Linked DNA regions of Homo sapiens: region 2 is linked to region 1. A link is a contact called in ENCODE POLR2A ChIA-PET data. All regions are on one chromosome and are shown on one strand. The core of a region is the stretch at or near the end of the contact, and the rest is flanking DNA. Distances in the headings are between cores, read along the strand shown.

Region 1 (6,082 bases), core at 918-3,417:
GCCAGGAATGGTGGCACACACCTATAGTCCCAGTTACTCAGGAGGCTGAGGCACGAAAATCGCTTGAACCTTGGAGAGGGAGGTTGCAGTGAGCTGAGATCAAACCACTGCACTCTAGCCTGGGTGACAGAGTGAGATTCTGTCTCAAAAAAAAAAAAAAAAAAAAAAACCTTGAAAAAAATTCAGACACTGGAATTATCATAATACAGATTACAAAATAATTATGATTACTATGTTCCAAGGAATAAAATAATCCAACATACCAATTAGCAGGAAATAGGACAGAGAAACATGTTGAAATGGTCTATGTATATGGAATCATCAAAGTCACAACTCTGGGAAACTCTGTAGAGTTAAAGGCCCCAAGTTCTTAAACGCTTTCAACGCTTTACCATTAAGTAGGATGTTTGGTGTATGGTGTTTTGCAGATACCCTCTATAAGATTAATTTCTCTTCTATTCCTGGTTTTCCATGAGTGTTTATCATGAATAAGTGTTAAATTTAATAAATTATTCTACATTTATTAAGATGATATTTTCTCCATTAATTAGTTAGTATCTTCAATTACAGTAATTTGTCTTCTCATGTTAAAACAACCTAATTTGGCTGGACGAGGTGGCTCACGCCTGTAATCCCACCACTTTGGCAGGCGGGTGGATCACTTGAGGTCAGGAGTTTCAGACCAGCCTGGCCAATACGGTGAAACCCCCCCACCGTCTCTACTAAAAATACAAAAAAAATTAGCCGGGCGTGGTGACGCACGCCTGTAATCCCAGCTACTCGGGAGGCTGAGGCAGGAGAATCACTTGAATCCAGGAGGTGGAGGTTTCAAAAAAAAAAAAAAAAAAGAACAAAACGTCTCAAAAAAAAACCCCCACAAAACAGAACAAAACAAAAAACCACATAACTTGGCTATGGTATTATTCCTTTCACATAATACTAGATTTTGCTAATATTTTGCTTACAGAGTTTCCCGTCTAGACTCATGAGCAAAACTTGCATACACTTTTCCTTCCATTCGCTGTTCTCGTCAGGTTTTCCTATCAGGGTTATGCTAGGCCATTAAAAAGTTTAAAAGTGTTACCCGCTTTCATCTTCCTTCCCCCTTTTATTCTGGAACTATTAAAGACTGGAATTATGTTTTCCTCTTATATATCGTTCAATTTGCCAGGGAAGCCATGGTGGCTTGCAGTCTTCTTTGTTGGAAGACTTTGGACTACTCTTTCAATTTGTTACTAAACTATGTAGGTTTCCCATTTCCCTAAACATGGAAACAGAAGACCTCCTAGGACGTCTCCATTGCGGGAGGGAGACTGCAGAGGTCTCCGGCCACAGGACTGAGGAAAACCGCAAAAAGACGCGGTCACTACTAGGCGGAGTTAAACTATGGAGCCGGTACCCCCAATACCCTGCCCGGCAAGGCCGCCTCGTGACGTCCCCGTCTGACAGAGTCCCTCCCCATAGGGCCGCGACAGAACCACCGCACGATGGGACACGCGAGGGTAAGCTCAGGTCTCAGCGCATCGTGTGGGCGTCGGGACAGCGTCCTGGGCACCTGTTCCTTCCACCTGCTCAAATCTCTTTCCCTTCTATGAAGAAGGGGGCTCCGGGCCCCATCCCCAGGGAGCAAGAAGACGCAGAGGACCGCGCCGGTTCAGGTGCCGCTGGAGAAATGGAATCTGACGGAGAAACTGATCTGGGGCGGCAGCCCGCTAGGTTCGCCTGACTCACTAAATGCTACTACAGTGCCCCACACGGACTGCCACGAGCGGGTCACGTGACTGGACTCTGGATCGGCTGTGCTGTGATGGCCGCGTAGCGCGCTGCTGTGCGCGCGAGACTATAAGCCTCTGGGCCGCCGGTGCCTCCGCGCGGTCACCGCCTCCACCCGCCTGGCCGCTTCCCTCGGCGCATGCGTAGCACACCGACTCCAGGATTGTTTCCCAAATCCCACTTCCGCCACTTCCTCCTCCCGAGACCAGCCAAGCGCGCCTGGCTGTCTGCCCTTCTTGGGCTCTTGGGGAGAACGTGGTCCGGGAACTGGCAGTCACGGGGAGGCAGCACAAGAGGTTTTCGCCCTCATGTGCTGGTGCAACTATCGCGACCATCACCCTGAGAACTGGAGGAAGGGTGCCGCAGGCAAAGAGTGGCGCGCCTGCAGATTCGGTTCCGCGCTTGGGGCTCTCGCGAGACCCGGCGCTGGAGTGTGGACCGCGCGTGCCGGTGACGCGTGGTGCAGACACGTCGCCGGTGCCTCTCTCCCTAGGCCTTCCTGGGGGTGAGCTTCCGTCCCAGACGTCTTCGGTCCTACACTGCTTCCATTTCTTTTTTTTTTTTTTCCTTCTTTTTTTCTTTGAGACAGGGGCTCATTCTATCACCCAGGCTGGAGTGCAGCGGCGCGATCTCGGCCCACCGTAAGCTCCGCCTCCCGGGCTCAAGCGATCCTCCCACTTCAGCCTCCTGAGTAGCTGGGACTCCAGGTGAGCGCCCTGCTAATTTTATATTTTTGGTAGAGACGGGGTTTCGCCATGTTGCCCAGGCTGGTCTCAACTCCTGGTCTCAAGTGATCCGCCTGCCTTGGCCTTCCAAAGTGCTGGGCTTACAGGCGGGAGCCACTGCACCCAGCCCTACGCCCCATCTTTCTGGGTTTCTGCCTGGTATTGTTACATCTCCAACAGGCTTAACTCAAAGCTGACTTTCCGCCTGTGCTGTATCTGCCCCATGGTCCTTTAGAGTATATAAAATATAAATGGCACTTTGGGAGGCCGAGGCAGGAGGATTGCTTGAGCTCAGGAGTTACTGACCAGCCTGGGCAACATAGTGAGACCCCCGTCTCATTAAAAAATAATAATGCAGGCAGGGCGCAGTGGCTCATGCCTGTAAACCGAGCACTTTCGGAGGCCAAGGTGGGCGGATCGCCTGAGATTGGGAGTTCGAGACCAGCCTGACCAACATGGAGAAACCCCATCTCTACTAAAAATACAAAATTAGTTGGGCGTGGTGGTGCGTGCCTGTAATCCCAGCTATTCAGGAGGCTGAGGCAGGAGAATCGCTTGAACCCGGGAGACGGAGCTTACAGTGAGTCGAGATGAGCCACTGCACTCCAGCCTGGGCAACAAGAGCGAAACTCCATCTCAAATAATAATAATAATACAAATAAATAAATGTACACACACAAATAAATGGACTTGATAGCGATTTTTTTAGGTTTTCAGCTGCCCAATTCAAGAAATGTATTTCTTCTTGTCCCTGATTTCCGTCACTGTCCCAAGGCAGTGGGATTAAAGCACCACTACCGTTTTTAGATCCTTGTGTTTGGCATTCCATGTCCTCCTCTCAAGACGTTTGACGTAACTTTCTCCATCTGCTCTGTTGAAACATATGCTTCAAAATCTTTTTTTTTTTTTTTTTGAGACGGAGTCTCGCTCTGTTGCCCAGGCTGGAGTGCAGTGGCGCGATCTCGGCTCACTGCAAGCTCCGCCTCCCGGGTTCAAGTGATTCTCCTGCCTCAGCCTCCCAAGTAGCTAGGACTACAGGCGCCCGCCACCAAGCCCGGCTAATTTTTTGTATTTTTAGTAGAGACGGGGTTTCACCGTGTTAGCCAGGATGGTCTCGATCTCCTGACCTCGTGATCCACCTGCCTCGGCCTCCCAAATTGTTGGGATTACAGGCGTGAGCCACTGCACCCAGCCTACCAGCCTAGACCTAGTTTTAGTTCCTTTTTTTGCTTCACTCCATTGTAGCTTAGGAAGCTAGTTTCAATTCCGGATTCTACCGTCTATCTGTATGACTGGGCCTTTGGTCAGTCTTTCTAAAATGAAGATTGCTCATTTTACAAATGAGTAAAAACTACCTGACATGTAGTGCAGGCTTTGTAAAGCACTCATCATGCTGCTTGTCATACTGTAAGCACTGATATGGCATAGGAAACCCAACCCCCAAACATAGCACCTTGGAAGTTGAGAAAACAGCATATACTGGAAGGCCACTGTCACATCTCCCTCACCCGTCTCTGAAGCAGGCCATAAAGCCTAGGAAGGTCATCCTCTTATCTCTCTTGAAAACCCTCATGTGGCAGGTGTCCTGCCCTATATCAGGGTGGAAGGAATGTCACACAGGGACACCAAGAATAATCTGAACAAACAGGTCTTGCTAATCTCATGCCCCCAATTTATTACCGTGAGATCATACCCGCTTTGTTCAATCATACTTCTGCACAACTATCCACTTTCTCAAACCTATGCATAAAAGTACACAGACTTTTCTTTGGGTCATTTCCTTAGGAAGACTCCCCATCATGTAAAACTTATATTACACAAATTTGTATGCTTTTCTCTTGTTAATCTGTATTTTGTTATAGGAGTCTCAGCCATGAACCTTACCATGGTTAAGGAAAACTTGCTTTTTCTTCTCTACACACTCAAATAAATTAGTTTGCCTCCTTTTCCATGCTTACCCAATATAAAATAGTAAAATGCCTCTTTTTTTTTTTTTTTTTTTTTTTTTCTGAGAGGGAGTCTCGCTCTGTTGCCCAGGCTGGAGTGCAGTGGCGCGATCTCGGCTCACTGCAACCTCCGCCTCCCAGGTTCAAGCAATTCTCCAGCCTCAGCCTCCTGAGTAGCTCGGATTATAGGTGCCTGCCACCACGCGTGGCTAATTTTTGTATTTTTAGTAGAGAAAGGGTTTCGCCATAATGGTCAGGCTGGTCTCGAATTCCTGACCTGAGGTGATCCACCCATCTTGACCTCCCAAAGTGCTGGGATTGCAAGCGTGAGCCACTGCGCCCGGCCTAAAATGCCTCTTAGTAAGACTTAATTTCTGTCCAGGCATGGTGGTTCATGCCTGTAACCCCAACACTTTGGGAGGCCGAGGCGGGTGGATCACCTGAGGTCAGGAGTTCGAGACCAGCCTGGCCAACATGGTGAAACCCCATCTCTAATAAAAATACAAAAAGCATTAGCCGGGCATGGTGGCGGTGCCTGTAATCCCAGCTACTCGGGTGGCTGAGGCATGAGAATCACTTGAATCCGGGAGGTGGAGGTTGCAGTGAGCTGAGATGGCGCCACTGCACTCAAGCCTGGGTGACACAGCAAAAATCTGCCTCAAAAAAACAAAATAAAAAATGAGAAAAAATACTTAATTTGTGCTGTGCCACCAAAAAATGTGCATGCTAGAAACTGTACTTTACACTATGACATTTTATGTAACTGTCTTATTTCCCCCATGAGACTGCAGTGGTCTCAAGGGTAGAGGATTGACCTTGTCCATATGTGTTTTCTAGGCTTCCATCATTTGCCACAGACTGAGACATGTACTAAGTTGTACGCCGTAAATACTTCATAAATAGTTACTGAAGGCATAAATAGGCAGAGAGTAGAGTTTGTTTGTTTGTTTGTTTGCTTACAAAAAAAGGGAAAAGAAAGCAAATGCTGAAAAAACTTGCTGTTAAACCATGCACGCACGACATGAGGTCTTTGTAATTGGTTCAGGAAGATTTCCTTCTCCCCATGCTCCACCCTCTTCATTACAAAGATGAAATTATTTTTATGTTTAATATTTATTTATTTATTGAGACGGAGTTTTGCTCTTGTTGCCCAGTCTGGAGTGCAATGGCATGATCTCAGTTCACTGCAACCTCCATCTCCTGGGTTCAAGCGATTCTCCTGCCTTAGCCTCCCAAGTAGCTAGGATTATAGGCATGCGCCACCATGCTCAGATAATTTTGTATTTTTAGTAGAGATGGGGTTTAGCCATGTTGGTCAGGCTGGTCTCGAACTCCTGACCTCAGGTGATCCGCCCGCCTTTGCCTTCCCAAAGTGTTGGGGTTATAGGTGTGAGCCACTGCATCTAGCCTTTTTTTTTTCTTTTTTTCTTTTGAGACAGAGTCTCACTCTGTTGCCCAGGCTGGAGTGCAGTGTCATGTGATCTTCGCTCACTGCAACCTCCTCCTCCCAGGTTCAAGTAGTTCTTCTGTCTCAGCCTCCTGAGTAGCTGGGACTACAGGCACCCGCCACCACACTCAGCTAATTTTTTGTATTTTTAGTAAAGACAGGGTTTCACCATATCGGTCAGGCTGGTCTTG
Region 2 (6,082 bases), core at 1,629-4,128, about 12 Mb after region 1:
ATCCGCCCGCCTCGGCCTCCCAAAGTGCTGGGATTACAGTGTGAGCCACCTCGCCTGGCTTTTTTCTTTTATTTATTTGAAAGACAGTCTAACCTTGTCATCCAGGCTGAAGTGCAGTGGTGCCACCATGGCTCACTGGAGCCTTGACCTACTGGGCTCAAGTGATTCTCCTGCCTCAGCCGCCTGAGCATCTGGGACTACAGAGGCAAGCCACCACGCCTGGCCAATTTTTCATTTTTTGTAGAGATGGAGTCTCACTATGTAGCTTAGGCTGGTCTTGAACTCCTGCCCTCAAGGGATCCTTTTGCCTAGGCCTCCCAAAGTGCTGGGATTACAGGCATAAGCCACTGCCCCCACCCTCCCAGAACAGTTTCTTAATGGTATACAAACTGTAACTCCAGGCTGGGTGTGGTGGCTCACGCCTGTAATCCCAGCACTTTCAGAGGCCGAGGCGGGTGGATCACGAGGTCAGGAGATCGAGACCATCCTGGCTAACACAGCGAAACCCTGTCTCTACTAAAAATACAAAAAATTAGCTGGGTGTGGTGGCACGCGCTTGTAGTCCCAGCTGCTTGGGAGGCTGAGGCAGGAGAATCACTTGAACCTGGGAGGTGGAGATTGCAATGAGCTGAGATCGCACTCCAGCCTGGGCGACATGGCAAGACTCCATCTCAGAAAGAAAAAACAAAACAAAACAAAAAACCAAACAAACTGTAACTCCAGTGATCTGTACCAATGATCTTTCCAGATTAGTACTGTCTGGTTGAACTTTCTACAGTGATGGAAATGCCCTGTGTCTGTGTTGCTCATACACTAGCTGCCAGCCAGGTATGGCAATTGAGCACTTGAAATGTGAATAATGTGGCCGGGCATGGTGGCTTATGCCTGTAAACCCAGCATTTTGGGAGGCCAAGGTGAGTGGATCACCTGAGGTCGGGAGTTTGGAACCAGCCATAGCCAACATGGCGAAACCCCGTCTCTACTAAAAATACAAAAATTAGCCAGGTGTGCCGGCACGCGCCTGTAATCCCAGCTACTCAGAGGCTGAGGCAGGAGAATTGTGTGAACCCAGGAGGTGGAGGTTGCAGAAACCTAAGTAGAACTTGCAAAGGGATATAGAAATGAAATAGTGTCAGTTCTCAATCTCAAGGAGCCTATGTTCTACAACAGATTATAAACAGCAAAATGTACTACATGGGGGATGGAATGTGATCTACAGAGAGAATCAGATATACCATGCCTTGAGGACACAGCTGAAGAAGCAGCTTATTTAGAGTCAGAGTGGGAGGAGGACTGAGGTCAGTGTTGCAAGGACGCTCTCACAAAGCGGGTGGATTTGGAGCAAGGTCTTTAACCTCTGCTTCTTGGGAGGCTATAGCATGTAGATCGCTTGAGCCCAGGAGATCAAGTCCAGCCTGGGCAACATAGCAATACTCTGTCTCTTAAAAAAAAAAAAAAAAAAGCAGGGTGTGGTGGCTCACTCCTGTAAGCCCAGAACTTTGGGAGGCCAAGGTGGGTGGATCACCTGACGTCAGAAGGTCAAGACCAGCCTGGCCAACATGGTGAAACCCCGTCTCTACTAAAAATACAAAAAATTAGCCGGGCATGGTGGTGGGCGCCTGTAATCCCAGCTACCTGGGAGACTGAGGCAGGAGAATCGTTTGAACTCGGTAGGTGGAGGTTGCAGTGAGCTGAGATCGTGCCACTGCACTCCAGCCTGGGCGATACAGTGAGATGCTGTCTCCAAAAAAATTATTTATTATTTTTTAATTTAATTTAATTTTTTCGAGATGATGTCTTGTTCTGTCGCCCAGGCTGAAGTGCAGTGGCACGATCTCAGGTCACTGCAACCTCTGCCTCCTGGGCTCAAGGGATTCTTTTGCCTCAGCCTCCTGAGGCAACAGCTGGGATTATAGGCATGCACCACCATACCTGGCTAATTTTTTTATTTTTAGTAAAGATGGGGTTTTGTCATGTTGGCCAAGCTGGTCTCAAACTCCGGACCTCAAGTGATCCACCCACCTCTGCCTCCCAAAGTACTGGGGTTACAGGCATGAGCCATCATGCCCAGACAAAAAAAAAAAAAAAATCTAATAAAAAAATAAAATGGGGATAATAACAATAGAGCCCACCTCATGAGAGTATTACCTAAAGGGCTTAGAACAATACGTAGTGTGTGGTAAGGACTCTATCAATATTAATTATTAGTATTTCCACAAGATGAAAATTATAGACCAGTGCTGTTTTTTATGGGTGAGATAGAGGAGTTTTGGCCAGTCCCAGTCGCTCATGCCTGGAATCCCAAAGCAGTGGAAGACTGACCCAGGTGCATCATTCGAGGTCAGGAGTTTGAGACCAGCCTGGCCAACATGGCTGAAACCTCATCTCTGTTAAAAAATACAAAAAATTAGCTGAGCATGGTGGCACGAGCTTGTAATTCCAGCTGCTTGGGAGCCTGAGGCATGAGATTCGCTTGAACCCGGGAGGCAGAGGTTGCAGTGAGCGGAGACTGATCCACTGCACTCCAGCCTGGGTGACAAAACAAGACTCTGTCTCACAAAAAAAAAAAAAGAAAGAAAGAAAGAAAGGAGTTTTAACTTTACACGTATTTGCTAATATTTATGAAGTGTTTAGATATCTCAAAATCAATAAAGAGGATTATTAGGCCCACCTGCAGTACTCTTAATAATTTCAGGGAATCAGCTATCTAGGTGAAAGTTCACAGGGAAGTACATGTCATTGTAACACAAATTAGACCAAAGTTCAGGAAGAGACAGTTACTGAGTCATTTATCTGTCTTATCATAAGACCAGTAAGCCTCTTAGCACCACAAAGTAGATGTAACATTTTAACAGGAAATGACTCCAATCTAGAGCAAAGTTAGTCCCATGCACAAAGTGAAAGGTTGCACAACACAAAAAAGATCTGTGCTACGTGTCACACATGATCAGGTGGCGTATTGCTCAAGATGCTGGTATGCAATCAGTCTTTGCAAGAGTCAGATCATTGTCTCACCTTAGGAAAGGCTTTCCATGTGCCCTAGAGAGACACTTTCCCTTTCTGGGTTACTTCCTAAAGTACATTCACCTTAACTTATAAGAAAAGGAAATCTTTCTCAAGTGCTCTGAGTTTATTATTTCCCTTTTCTAGACTCTCATCAGGGTCATCTGCATGTGGATGAGGTTCCCAGAGAGGACTGCTGGAGGACATTGCATGTTTATGAATTTCACAGGTATTCAAGGGTGGCTGCACCTGGAGCTGGGAGCTGAGCATCAGGAAGATTAAAACATAAAGTATGCTCATCAAATTGAGAGGAGTGGGCCAGGCACGATGGCTCACACCTGTAATCACAGCACTTTGGGAGGCCAAGGCAGGCGGATCACCTGAGGTTGGGAGTTCGAGACCAGCCTGACCAACATGGAGAAACCCCATCTCTACTAAAAATACAAAATTAGTGTGGCATGGTGGTGCATGCCTGTAATCCCAGCTACTCGGGAGGCTGAGGCAGGAGAATCGCTTGAACCCAGGAGGCGGAGCTCGAGGTGAGCTGAGATGTCGCCACTGCACTCCAGCCTGGGCAACAAGAGCGAAATTCTGTCTCAGAAAAAAAAAAAAAAAATAGGAGTCAGGAAGAATCATCTTCTCAAGTCAATTAACAACATTGGGAGGCAGTGTGGTGCCACAGCTTAGTGGCTTTACACTCAGATTTGGTTTATAATACTAGCTTCACCTTTGCAAAATTCCATATGTACCAGGTAATTCACAGCAGCATTGTTTACAATAAAAAATGACTGGAAAGATACTAAATGTCCATCGATACGGAACTAATTAAATAAATTATGGGTATGACAATGTGGAAAGTTATCCAAATGGAAAAGCAAGATACAGAGCAGGGTATAAATTGTTACCCTTTGTAAAAAAAAATAAAACGGGGGAATTTTTTTTTTTTTTTTGAGACAGGGTCTTACTCAGTTGCCCAGGGTGGAATGCAGTGGCATGGTCACAGCTCACTGCAATCTCTGCCTCCTGGGCTCAAGCAATCCTCCCCCCTCTGCCTCCCAAGTAGTTGAGACTACCGGCACGTACCATCACGCCCGGCCAATTTCTTTTATTTTTAGTAGAGATATGATCTCATTATGTTGCTCAAGCTGGTCTCAAACTCCTGAGCTCAAGTGATGTTCCCGCTTTGACTTCCCAAAGTGTAGAAATACTTACTTAATAGCTGCTTGTTCAGTAAGTATCTCTGGAAGGGTATTGAAGAAGTTAGCAATGCTGATCGCAGTGGCTCACGCCCATAATCCCAACTCTTTGGGAGGCTGAGGCGGGCGGATCACTTGAGGCCAGGAGTTCAAGACCAGCTTGGCCAAAAAGGTGAAACCGGTCTCTAATAAAAATACAAAAAAGTGGCCGGGCGCAGTGGCTCACTCCTGTAATCCCAGCACTTTGGGAGGCCAAGGGGGGGCGGATCACAAGGTCAGGAGTTCGAGACCAGCCTGACCAAAATGGTGAAACCCTGTCTTTACTAAAAATACAAAAATTAGTCAGGCGTGGTAGTGCACACCTGTAATCCCAGCTACTCAGGAAGCTGAGGCAGGAGAATCGCTTGAACTCGGGAGGTGGAGTTTACAGTGAGCTGAGATGGTGCCATTGCACTCCAGCCCGAGTGACAGAGCAAGAATCCGTCTCAAAAAAAAAAAAAAAAAGAAAAAAGAAAAATTAGCCAGGTGTGGTGGCACATGCCTGTAATCCCACCTACTTGGGAGGCTGAGGCAGGAGAATCTCTTGAATATGGGAAGCGGAGGTTGCAGTGTGAGCCGAGATCCGGCCACTGCACTCTGGCCTGTGTGACAGAGTGAGACTCTGTCTCAATAAACAAAAAAAGATTAAAAGGGAAGTTTCGTGTATTTTTCAATTTTGAACTATGACTGTCATCTGGTCAAAAATTAAAACAACCATTTTTAAAGAAAAAGTAAAGGAGCATCTGGTAACAACTTACAAAATGAAAAAAAAAAATCCCAGCTTTCTGGCTGGGCACAGTGGCTGATGCCTATAATCCCAGCACTTTGGGAGGCTGAGGCGGGCTGATTACTTGAGGTCAGGAGTTTGAGACCATCCTGGCCAACATGGTGAAACCCTGTCTCTACTAAAAATACAAAAACTAGCCTGGCGTGGTGGCATGTGCCTGTAGTCCCAGCTACTCTGGGGGCTGAGGTGGGAGGACTGTTTGAACCCAGGAGGTCAAGGCTGCAGTGAGCTATGAATGTGCCACTGTACTCCAGCCTGGGCGACAGAATGAGATGCTGTCTCAAAAACAAACAAAAAAAGAATCTCAGCCTTCCTTTTTACTAGCTATGCATCCATGGACAAGTTATTTAATGTCCACAGGGCTCAGTGTCCCTTTGTATTAAAGGGACCTATCACCTAGGTTTGAACGAGGATTAACTATTAATGTGCAATAAAACATTTAGTATTATAGGGCCAGGCGTGGTGGCTCATGCCTGTAATCCCAGCACTTCGGGAGGCTGAGGCGGGTGGATCACCTGAGATCAGGAGTTCAAGACCAGCCTGGCCAACATGGTGAAACCCTGTCTCTACTAAAAATACAAAAATTAGCTGGGCGTGGTGGCGCGACCTGTAGTCCCAGCTACTCAGGAGTCTGAGGCAGAAGAATTGCTTGAACCTGGGAGGCCAAGGTTGCAGTGAGCCGAGATTATGCTATTGCACTCCAGCCTGGGTGACAGAGTGAGACTCCGTCTCAAAAACAAACAAACAAAAAATTTAGTATTATATTTACATTAGTGATATCATGCCTCACACATAAATAATAAACATATATTAGCTACAAACAATATATTTTTAAGATTCTGGGACTGGGCATAGAGGCTCATAACTATAATTATGTTGGTAGCCGTAAGTGGTTTGGTAGGCCAAACTTTGGTAGGCCGAGGTGGGCGGATCAGCTGAGGTGAGGAGTTTGAGACCAGCCTGACCAACATGGTGAAACCCCAACTCTGCTAAAAATACAAAATTAGCCGGGCTTGGTGGCGCATGCCTGTAATCCTGGCTACTCAGGAGGCTGAGG

Evidence for each region. ChIA-PET counts read pairs that join two places held with the same protein, here RNA polymerase II (POLR2A).
Region 2: POLR2A ChIA-PET joins it to region 1 with 9 read pairs in GM12878. The contact joins two enhancer-like sites. POLR2A ChIA-PET finds 5 or more read pairs at or near these places in 2 of 52 experiments (GM12878 and activated CD8-positive, alpha-beta memory T cell).

What each region holds. Positions count from the first base shown.
Region 1 is chr9:6,679,509-6,685,590 of GRCh38, forward strand. No RefSeq gene overlaps it. Among named protein-coding and RNA genes, the nearest start is that of LINC02851, 22 kb to the right of the region's middle. RefSeq lists enhancers at 1,411-1,790, 1,697-2,445, 1,911-2,200, 2,271-2,390, 3,959-4,218. Within about 2 kb of position 2,168, at least 41 of the 41 ENCODE cell types and tissues checked have a DNase peak (open chromatin) inside an H3K27ac peak, as active enhancers do; they include GM12878, where a contact is called at or near this core.
Region 2 is chr9:19,158,978-19,165,059 of GRCh38, forward strand. No RefSeq gene overlaps it. Among named protein-coding and RNA genes, the nearest start is that of PLIN2, 35 kb to the left of the region's middle. Within about 2 kb of position 2,879, at least 16 of the 41 ENCODE cell types and tissues checked have a DNase peak (open chromatin) inside an H3K27ac peak, as active enhancers do; they include GM12878, where a contact is called at or near this core.